2 separate regions of the Homo sapiens genome follow, and region 2 is linked to region 1. A link is a loop called in an ENCODE intact Hi-C map of the cell type or tissue named here. Cell type or tissue: endothelial cell of umbilical vein. All regions are shown on one strand. Links, peaks and the distances in the headings refer to the core of each region. The heading gives the core; the rest is flanking DNA. Region 1 overlaps CPE (carboxypeptidase E). Region 2 holds the start of LOC105377521 (a long non-coding RNA gene).

Evidence for each region. A loop is a pair of places that touch in the nucleus more often than their neighbours do. Peaks named below come from ENCODE experiments on the same cell type or tissue, not always from the same donor. Only the 100,000 strongest peaks of a DNase experiment are listed, where the experiment ranks them.
Region 2: it touches region 1 in a loop (4-fold over the local background); 4 of 110 quality-filtered maps call a loop at or near these places.

What each region holds. Positions count from the first base shown.
Region 1 is chr4:165,490,948-165,496,337 of GRCh38, forward strand. CPE (carboxypeptidase E) reads left to right here. Exons shown (of 9, transcript NM_001873.4): 7 at 2,224-2,323; 8 at 4,612-4,730. Among named protein-coding and RNA genes, the nearest start is that of MIR578, 110 kb to the left of the region's middle. RefSeq lists a silencer at 2,455-2,624. In endothelial cell of umbilical vein, for the core only: a CTCF peak has its summit at 2,527 (motif pointing right); a DNase peak (open chromatin) is centred at 2,564.
Region 2 is chr4:165,854,939-165,860,328 of GRCh38, forward strand. It overlaps LOC105377521 (a long non-coding RNA gene), which reads right to left and starts at 766. Exons shown (of 3, transcript XR_939420.1): 1 at 716-766. In endothelial cell of umbilical vein, for the core only: no CTCF peak of the experiment used is centred there; no DNase peak of the experiment used is centred there.

The DNA.
Region 1 (5,390 bases), core at 250-5,249:
GAGTGAAATTTGGACTTTCGTGATTTCTTTTGCAAAAGCCATACAATCTGAATTTTCCAGTCTGAATTCATGGGGGAGTTGACACAGCCCATACACTTCTACTGAGATTTATTACTACACTGGAATTTTTCAAACAGAAAAGTTGACATATCACAGACAGACATTTACTTCTTTAACTATTTGTTAAACTGCATATTGCACATATTGCAATATAAGTCTTGGATTGCAGAAGCAGAAAAAAGTAAAGCCATGAATATTAACCTAATATATTTCTGCCTAATACAGGCAAATAATATGTTCTTGTAGTGATTGATTTACTTACTTTACAATGATGTGGGAATTAGAACCTTTCTTTAAGGCTTATGCTATTGATAATTTCAGGATTATAGTGCCTCAAGAGGAATAAAGTACTTGGGTAAAGCCTCTTTTATCAGCTAGCATCTTTCTAAGTTTTATTGAATGGGGCCTCATTTTAAGAAATTTAGAGTTTGGGTCTCTATATATAGCCCTTTTCTTCTTCTCTACACTTTTTCTGATTTTTCATCTTTTAATTCAGAAAGTTAAGTTTTCATGTTTCATGTTTTCCAATGGCTGAATTTCAAACTCTTTTCAATTTTGGTTGGCTTATTAGTTATGGAGAAAAGTTAGAATTGAATAAATCTTAAATTTTTAAAAATATATTTACTCTACTATACTGGTTGCCAATAAAATGATCATTATTACTGTTTCCTATTTGCAACATTAAAAAATTACATGTTATTTTTATAGGGTGTGAGAGTTTTCTTTTTTTTTAAGAAAAATGGCACACACAAAAAATATTGCTGGTAACAAGGCACATCTTTTTGATAAAACAGTGTACCACTGCCGAATTTATTCTTTGATGACAAAGGATTACAGGAGACTTATCTGTCTTCTGTAGGGAAATAGTCAAGTATCATAAGTAGCGAAAGACAATTTATTTTCTATAGCCCGATTGAGTGAGGCACAACCTGAGCATTTGGGAGGTTGGTGCATATTTTGTTGAGTAATCAAGTTTAATGCATTACGATTTGATATTCTAGATGCAGTACTTTCTTAAAGACCTGAAGCGACTCTGTCACTTCAAACACATATTGACTTAGATGAATTGTCTTTCCAAAATAAAGAGAAAAGCAGTTTTTGTAGTTTGCAGTGTATTAAATAATAGCCAGTTGATGACTACAACTTAATTTAGGGGGATTATTTTCAATGGCAGCTCTCCCATCTTCTTTCTAAATCAACATTCTATTTTCTGTTATGAGGCTCACTACTCTATTTTCAGCCAAAATAATGTTAATAGATTTAATGCAAAAGCAGTCACAGTATATATCTTTTTATCCAGAATGAGCTAATATTAACAGGCTTTTATTATGATATCCTTGTTAATTGACAGTAGCCATATAATGAATACACAGGTGACCAAAATTGAAAGAGAGTAAGTTATGAAATGCACTAAGACTAGAACTTTACACATATTGGAGCAGGACGAGCTGCAGACAAAACCCCTCAGACACCGAGTTAAAGAAGGAAGGGCTTTATTATTCAGCCGGGAGCATCGTCAAGACTCATGTTGCAAAAACCCAGCTCCCTGAGTGAGCAATTCCTGTCCTTCTTAAGGGCTTACAACTCTAAGGGGGACCGCATGAGAGGGTCGTGATCAATTGAGCAAGCAGGGGGTACGTGACTGGGGGCTGCATGCACCAGTAATTAGAACGGAACAGAACAGGACAGGGATTTTCACAGTGCTTTTCCATACACTGTCTGTAATCTATAGATAACATAACCGATTAGGTCAGGAGTCCATCTTTAACTACCAGGCCCAGGGTGTGGCCCCGGGCTGCCTGCTTGTGGATTTCATTTCTGCCTTTTAGTTTTTCCTTCTTTGGAGGCAGAAATTGGGCATAAGACAATATGAGGAGTGGTCTCCTCCCTTAATATGACACTTTTTAAAATGATTTGGAAGGTACTAAAATCTTTTTTTTGGGAAGCAAACAAGACATTAATTTTCACTTATCTATTTAGGGAAAAGCAGAATAAAATGCACAAAAAATTCAGTGGCCTTTTGTGCATGTCTTGATTCTTAAACAATGGGGGTCTACGGTATTTGCTGGAAAATAAAGAGATGCTTGATATGAAACATATTTAAGGCCATTTCTATAAATTTATAGGTCATATTAATTTTTTGGTTATTTTTGACCTTCACAGATACACCGAGGAGTTAAAGGATTTGTCCGAGACCTTCAAGGTAACCCAATTGCGAATGCCACCATCTCCGTGGAAGGAATAGACCACGATGTTACATCCGGTGGGTCTTTGCCACAATTGGAGGCTCTACGTTATGTACAAGAGCATAATTACTAATTATCATAATTATAAGTCTTATGTTCTTCTAAGCAAAACAAATAGCTCGTATCTCTACAGCGTTTCTCAGCTTTGATCTGGTGAAGTTTCCTTTGTGGGCTCAGGTCAGGCGGAGTGAGTGGAGCCCAGGGCGGCTGCTGCGTTAGAAATCCGGGTGCAGCAGATGGCGCCCTTTCCTCAGCTATCTCGCCCCAGAGCTGGGAGGTGGTGCCACAGGCTGCCGATTCTTCGCGGTTCTTCAGGCAAAGGAAAAGGAGCTGCTGGAGTTAAAATACCAGTGACTTTCTAGTCTCTGTTAAGAAGTGCTAACGAGCTGCGAATGGGGAGACCGAAGGAGGGAGCGGAAAGAGGAGGAAGGAAGAAAACTGCTGCGGGTTGTGTGTCTAAAAATTCTCACACAGTTTTTCATTTAATCCGTATAATAAATCCGCAGGGATTCAAGGTTAAACAAGAGTTTATAGGATTGAGGTGCGATGTTAGTGACTTCCAGGTTTTGAGCTCCATTTCCATTTCCCCAGTTTGAGGAAAATGATGCATTTTTCTGGCAAGTCTACCTACTCGCATTAATAAACATTGATCCAGGTCATTTTAGTTTGTCATTTGTTGGGATCTTTTCAATAATGACAACTTTTTCTTTTTAGCTGTAAACTCTTTACAATTTTTTTTAGACTTTGTGACAATTAACCTTTAACTTATGTCCCAAACCACTCTGTACCATCAACTCTTTCTTAACCTTCACATTTATAGCTTGGATTAAAAAAAAATCTTTAACATTTGTCCTCTAAAACTCCATTCATTCTTCATGTATCAACAGCCCACTAGGTGCCAGCCAGTATGCCAGAATCTGTGCCAAGATGTCAGCCCATGTAGCCCCTTAGCCCTTAGCTGAGAGGGTGAAACCCAGCGTTAGTATCCCTGCCACAAGAAACCTGTTAGCCCTAATATGTCATACAAATATTTTATTTTCTCTACATTCCATGATGTGAAATGTTTAGGAAAATCTAACCTAGGGAATAAACACGTGGGAAGAAATTAAATCAGAGGAGGGGCTCTAGAATACTCCAGCTTTTCAGGGACAAGGTGATAATAAGAAGGAACCAGCAATAGAACTGACGGTAGAAAATGAAGTGTGTTGTACTGAAGGTAGAAAATGAAGTGTGTTGTCCTGGAGGCTTTGAAGTGCTTCAAGAAGAAGGGAGTGAAAAAGCGTTAATTAAGATGAACCTTGTGAATGAATCCTTGGATTTAGCAGTTCAGAGGATCTTGAAAAAATCTGTTCAATGGAGTGAATGGTGGGATCCTGATTGGACTGGGTCCAAGACAGAATAAGAAAAGAACCATTCTGAGATTGAGAACATGAACAAACCTTTCCAGAAATTTTGCTATAAAGCAAAAAGACAATTGAGGCACTAGCTGCAAGGAGATGTAGATTTAGAGGTAGATTTGATGATACGGTGATGGGGGCTTAATTTTTTTGACTGTACCTATTTTTGCAATGAAATAAGATGTAAAGTAACAACTGGGAGGTTGAACAGGATGTGTAGGGGTGTTAGGAAAAAGGAGAAGGTGTGAAGTGTCTACGAAAACCTTGCTCTTCAAAGTGTGGCCTCTGCTCGCAACCTTAGCATTGCCCTGGGGCTGGTCAGGAATGCAGAACCTGGGAGCTGGAATCAGATTTTTCATTTTACCAAGTTCCCAGGTTTGCACCCAAGTTTGAAAATCACTGACTTAGGTAAATGGGAGATTGAATGGACTAGGGTGCCCAGTGTATTCTAAGTCTTTAGAAATCTAAATTTCTAACTAGGACCTCAGAGATCCTACAAGGGCTACCTTTGGCCCACACTCTGTGAAGATTCTCTGACCAGCAGGTCTTCACCTGGCAAGAATCAAAACATGATGGCTGTATGTTCTGACCCTGCTGCTTGGGGAATTCATCTGTCTTTTTACCTGTGTTGCTCCTGATGTGATTAGAAGATCTATGATCGTACGAGGTTTATTAGACAATTTAACATTGATATCTATAAAGTAGCTATAAGAAATGAAGCCTGTAAAGAGAGTTTCACACCCTATTCAATAAAATTTCATTAAATTCCCTATATATTTACTTTAAAAATCGAGAATCAAAAAAGGTGAACTGAGCTAGACTGGGTATTCCTTAGATGGCATAATTATGCATTGTGTAATTCTGCATATTTCATGTGCTTTGTGATTTGATATTCTGCCTTCCTACAGCAAAGGATGGTGATTACTGGAGATTGCTTATACCTGGAAACTATAAACTTACAGCCTCAGCTCCAGGCTATCTGGCAATAACAAAGAAAGTGGCAGTTCCTTACAGCCCTGCTGCTGGGGTAAGTAATCATAATAATAGCCAAACGCTATAATAATAATTAAGCATTTATCATTGTCAGGCATACTGAAGTGATTTATATTTAATCTTCGTACTAGCCCTATGAGGTAGGCAACATTGTTATCTCAACTTAACAGATGAGAAAACTGAGGCTTAGCAAAGTTAATATGAAGCTCTATTACCATTTCTCAGTTTTTGAAGAGATTTACAAGAAAATGAAATAAAACTTTAAAAAATTAAATTTTTATTTGCTAACCTTGATTTCCATCTCAATGGGATTATGTTTCATTTGCCTTTTTATCTTTAGCACCTAGCGCAGTGCCTTTCTCAATAAGTATTTGAAAAAAAAATGATGCATATAAGAAAATTTTAGGTGGTAACCAAACACTTATTTAGCATATTTTATGTGCAAGGCTCTCTGTGCTAAGTAGTATCAAAAACCATATCTTATTTAAGTAGATCTCATTTGTTTGTTAGGAAGGTGATGGTGATAAGACCAAAACTTCTCTTAGAGCAGAATTTTACTACTACCTTTGTATTATATGCCTGGGACCGTGGGAATACCTGTAGGATTTCTTGAAAGTCTAAAAAGCTTACTTGAAAAGAATTTATTATTATTTTTGTTTATGTACCCAAAACTTGGAGTATAAATGCTTGATTT
Region 2 (5,390 bases), core at 164-5,163, 360 kb after region 1:
GAATCCTAATAACTTTATCCAATAAAAAGTCTGTGTATAATTAGTTCAAACTGTGAAAACAGTGATGTGGTGGTGTCTGCAATCTAAATCACTCCATAGAATGCTATGTTAACTGTTCTCCCGACAATAAATAATGAATGTCGTTTCTAAATATGCCAAATAGAATTAGGTTCTATGTATGCTGTATTGTATATTTTCAAAGCATCTTATTTTAATATCCAGAGAATGCCACGTAAAACCTTGAAAGTACTTATCCATGCCTAAAGAAAGACAATAAATATCCATTTTTTTCCAAGCTGATTAATCATTCAGTCACATTTGTGATTAAGAAATACAGAATAATCCAGGAGATGTCTTAGAGACTTAGAGAGGCCCTTCTGGTGTTTAACTAGAATTTAACATGAAAGTTACATCCTATGACATGATGAAAACACAGTTCTGTGCATAAGACTATTACAAAGCAATGCTGACACCTACAGAGAATGTATGCAAATATCCAAGTTTAATTGGTATATGCTTTACTGACTGGCATTAATACTTTGAATTACAACTACCTCAATATATAAAAACAAGACAAATTAAGTTTGATGTGGTACATTTAAAATGACATTTAATTTGTAATGAAAATGCTCATTTTGTTATCCTTTCAATAAACTTCACATTGTAACATTATTGTTTGACTGTCAATATTTTAATAGTCAAGGGTGGGGCCTACCTGAACAACTCCATTGCTGTGGACCCATCTGCTGATGCAAACTGATGGTATATGTAAAAGAGATAATGAGAAACAAATATGTTTTTTCCTTTCTCTCCTACATTTGTGTAGTATTTCTAGCGAAGGAGAGTTATTGTCTTCTCACTGGGAGAACTAAGATAGAATTTTCCAGAATAAGTAACTGGAGGCCAAGGAGAAGCACAAACTACCCTTCTCCAACGTTTCCTCTACTGCCTCTTAATTCAGTATTGTAATAGAACTAGTCTTGAGAAACTTAAGGCAGAACATGAATTTGGTCCGAAGAATACTTTTTTGTGTGTAAGCAAAACTCACTACCCTTTTAATAAGCATTAACTAAAGGAAGGCAAAAATCATATCTTTATTATTTATTGAGTGCCTCGTAATCACATGAAGAAATTAGGCTGTGACAATGATGAAAAATCAGAGTCCACAGATTGTAATTTAAAGCTAAATATGCTACCAGCAATTCTGTTAGAAAATATCCCACTTATTTGCAATAAAAATGCCTAAGAATAACTTTAATCAAGAAAGTTCAGTGACTCTGTGAAAAAAAGTATGAAATTTTGCTGAGAGACAATAAAGCTCACTTAAATGAATACAAGAAACATGTTCCTGAATAAAAATATTAGAATAGGGATGTTGATTATCTCCTAATTAACTGTAGTTTTATATAATTTAAAAAAAAAAACTCCATGGATGCTTCAATAGCTTAAACTTGTTAGAAGTTCAGGGAAAAACAGCTAAATGCATTTTTAACAAGAAGATTAAAGAGAGAATAGTGCTAGCAAATAACTGTATACTGAATAAAATGTATGTTCTATAATATATATGATATACCAGTGGTCCCCAACCTTTTAGGCACCAGAGACAGGTTAATTTTTCCACAGACGGGGTGGAGATGCTGGTTTCTGGATGAAACTGCTCCACCTAAGATCATCAGGCATTAGTTAGAGTCTCATAAGGAGTGTGCAACCTAGATTCCTCACATGTGCAGTTTGCAAAATAGGGTTCGTATCCCTGTGAGAATCGAATACCCCTGCTGATTTGACAGGAGGAGCTCAAGCAGTAATGCTCACTTTTCTCCCCTCACCTCCTGCTGTGCAGCCAGGTTCCTAACAGGTCACAGACAGGTACTGGTCCACAGCTAGGGGTTTGGGGACCCTATATATATTTTATATATATATATATTTATATATATGTATATATAGTCCCCTATATATAAAAAAATAAATATAAATATAAAAAATGTGTGTGTGTGTGTGTTTTCAGATGGAGTCTCGCTCTCTCGCCCAGGCTGGAGTGCAATGGTGCGATCTCAGCTCACTGCCACCTCCACCTCCCGGGTTCAAGCAATTCTCCTGCCTCAGCCTCCCCAGTAGCTGGGAATACAGGTGCCCGCCACCACACCTGGCTAATTTTTGTATTTTTAGTAGAGACGGGGTTTCACCATGTTGGCCACGCTGGTCTGGAACTCCTGACCTCAGGTGATCTGCCTGCCTCGACCTCCCAAAGTGCTGGGATTACAGGTGTGAGCCACCACACCTGGCCCTATATACCATATTAAACATATATAATATGAAGCCAAAATGATTAGAACAATGTAGATCCAGAATTATATGGGCAGGTACTTCCAAAGAACAGGATCTATAGTTGAAAAGTAGACTTTAGTGTCACAAACTATAGTGAAAGGAAGAATATTTAATAAGAATGTGTTAGGAAAATTGATTTCCCAGTTTATTAAATTAGGAAAAACACAGAGAATGCAGAAAGCAAAGTGCACATAATATTTGAACTTTAGCAATGAACATTTTACTTTCATGAAGTAAAATGAAATCACAAAGTAAAGAGCAATTAAATTGAGATCACAAATGAAAATTTCTGTATGTCGCAAATATGTCACACAAATTAAAAAGAAAATAACAAACATGGGGAAAATACTTGCAGTGATTATGTAAGAAGTACAAATCCTTAAGGGAAATCCAAAAAATTCAATTGAAAACTAGTCAAAGATTATTAAAAAAAAGGTATTTCCAGGAGAACTAATACAAATGTTCAACCAATACAAGAAAACATTGAGCATGGTGGCAGGTGCCGGTAATTCCAGCTACTTGGGAGGCTGAGGCAGGAGAATCTGTTGAAACCAGAAGGCGGCGGTTGCGGTGAGCCGAGATTGCGTCACTGCACTCCAGGGTGAAAGAGTGAAACTCCATTTCAAAAAAATAAAATAAAATAAAATTTAAAAATAAAAGAAAACATCGTTCAACATTACTGTTTTTCCCAATATACAATTCTATTCCAGAAAACCTGTATCATTAGGTTCGGCAAACATTCACTATATTGTCACAAGCCCATCGTTATTTGCTCTCATGGGCTGTAACTCCTCCTTTTCTGTAATCTCAAATCCTCCTATTTTAAATCACATAAAATATCTTGTCCTATGTGGTGCCTTTTTCCAATCCTCACAGACAAATTTTTTTTTTACAAAACTTTCTTGTTTCCTATTATTACCTTTTTAATTAGATTTACCTCATACCAGCCTATATTTTGCTCCTATGCTAAATGTTTTACTTTGTTTCCTAATTGTAAGTCATTTTTAGCAAAATTGGCGACGTTTACATATCCCTGTCTTTAAAAGATGTGTCATGCCCAAAACAAAACAAAACAAAATGAAACAACAACAAAGCAAGACCAAAAGCAAGGGTGCTGACAGTTTGATTAATGTAAATAAAGACATTCACACATACAAATTCAGTTTTTTATGCTTCTGTAGGAAAAAACCTGTTCCATTCACATGCCCATGAGGCTTCTGCAAAAGCTGGTTGTATTTTGACTACAAAGAAAATGTGACTATATTCCAAACACACAAAAAATGTGCAAGGCTACCTTATTTGATTACACCACAAAAATATAATAAAATAAGAATTAATAATAAATTGGTAAAGAAAACTTAAAATTTTAAATGCAGTACTTGGAAGTTAAAAAAATAAGCTCTCTGGAAGATTAAAAAATAAATATTCTAAATAATTTTGGGTAAATAAAATAAAATTACAATAAAACTACATAGTATCAAAGATCATTGCAATGAGAAAACTAAGTTTTAAACCTCATGAAGTATTGCCTGAACTTTTTCCTAAAAAATACTTCATGTGGGCCGGGCGCGGTGGCTCATGCCTGTAATCCCAGCACTTTGGGAGGCCGAGGCGGGTGGATCAAGAGGTCAGGAGTTCAAGACCAGCCTGACCAACATAGTGAAACCCCGTCTCTACTAAAAAAATAAAAAAAATTTAGCCAGGATGGTGGCAGGCAACTATAGTCCCAGCTCGGGACCTATAGTCCCATTCTCCTGCCTCAGGAGGCTGAGGCAGGAGAATGGCGTGAACCCAGGAGGCAGAGGTTGCAGTGAGCCAAGTCCGCCACTGCACTCCAGCCTGGGCGACAGAGCGAGACTGTCTCAAAAAAACCCAAAAAACTTCATGTGGAAGATATAGTGGCTTAGCACACTGAGTATCTCTCAGCTTCCAGTTAGGGGGATTTTTCTGAATGACAGAAACTAGAAGGCTAAAATCTACTTTTCCATGACTTTGTTGCACCTAAATTTTTGGGTGTGAAATTGATTTGGCTAAGAGATATGTTCTTATGAGTTCCAGAACAACACTGCCCAATTGAAATATAGTGTGAGCCACCTATACAATTTTAAATCTTCTAGTGGTCACATTACAAAAGGCAAAAAGAAAACAGCCAAAATTAAAAATTAATTTTAAGAATGCATTTTATTTTACCCAATATATTTAATATTGAATACATTTCAAAATATTTTCATTTCATTATGTCATCAAGATTTAAAAATTGGAATATTTTACCTTCTTTCTTTCTTTTTCCCCATTATGTCTTTGAAATCTTGTGGTATTTTAAACTTAGAGCATGTCTCCATTTGGATTAGTCCTATTTCCAGTACTCAGTAGCCACATGTGATTAGTGGCTGCTGTGTTGGGCAGCAGAGGTCTAGAAGATGAAAGTCAAGGAGGCGTTTTCCTGGTGCTGAGGCAGTTTCTCAGGGTAGAAACTATTTCTGCAGCAGTTCTCTAGAGTTCCTTCAGAGGAAGATGTGATGGTAATAACATCTTCCTGATTTTCTGCATCAAAGCTAAAGGGGTGTGTTCTTGAAGTCAACCTTTCCAGTGATAGCTTAATTCTTCCTTCTCTGAGTCTATCCAATGGGTGCCTCCCTCGGCAGGCCAGGTTTGTGATCTTATTCTGGGGTCGTTCTTGAATTAGAATCAAGCCTGTTTCTCCAGGCCTTCCAAGATCTTTCTAAGCATACAATTCCATCAGATTTCCTTCTGCTTAAAATAGAACAGTTTTTGCTTCCTGCAACTGAACTCCAAATGTATACTACATCATCATAAATCTGCTCATTCCTGAAGAAATGGAAATAAATGAACTGGAGACTTAAGATGTTAACAATTTTCAATAAAATGAACATGAAATTAAAAAGAATTAACAAAGAAATAGATAAATTAACTAGAAAAAGAACATGTTTTGACTAGTTTAATAAAGTAAAATACGAAATTTATAAAACTGGGAACAAAAAAGGCATGAGATGTACCAAAACAGAGAAATGATAAAACACTGTACACATAAGTATTTACAAATT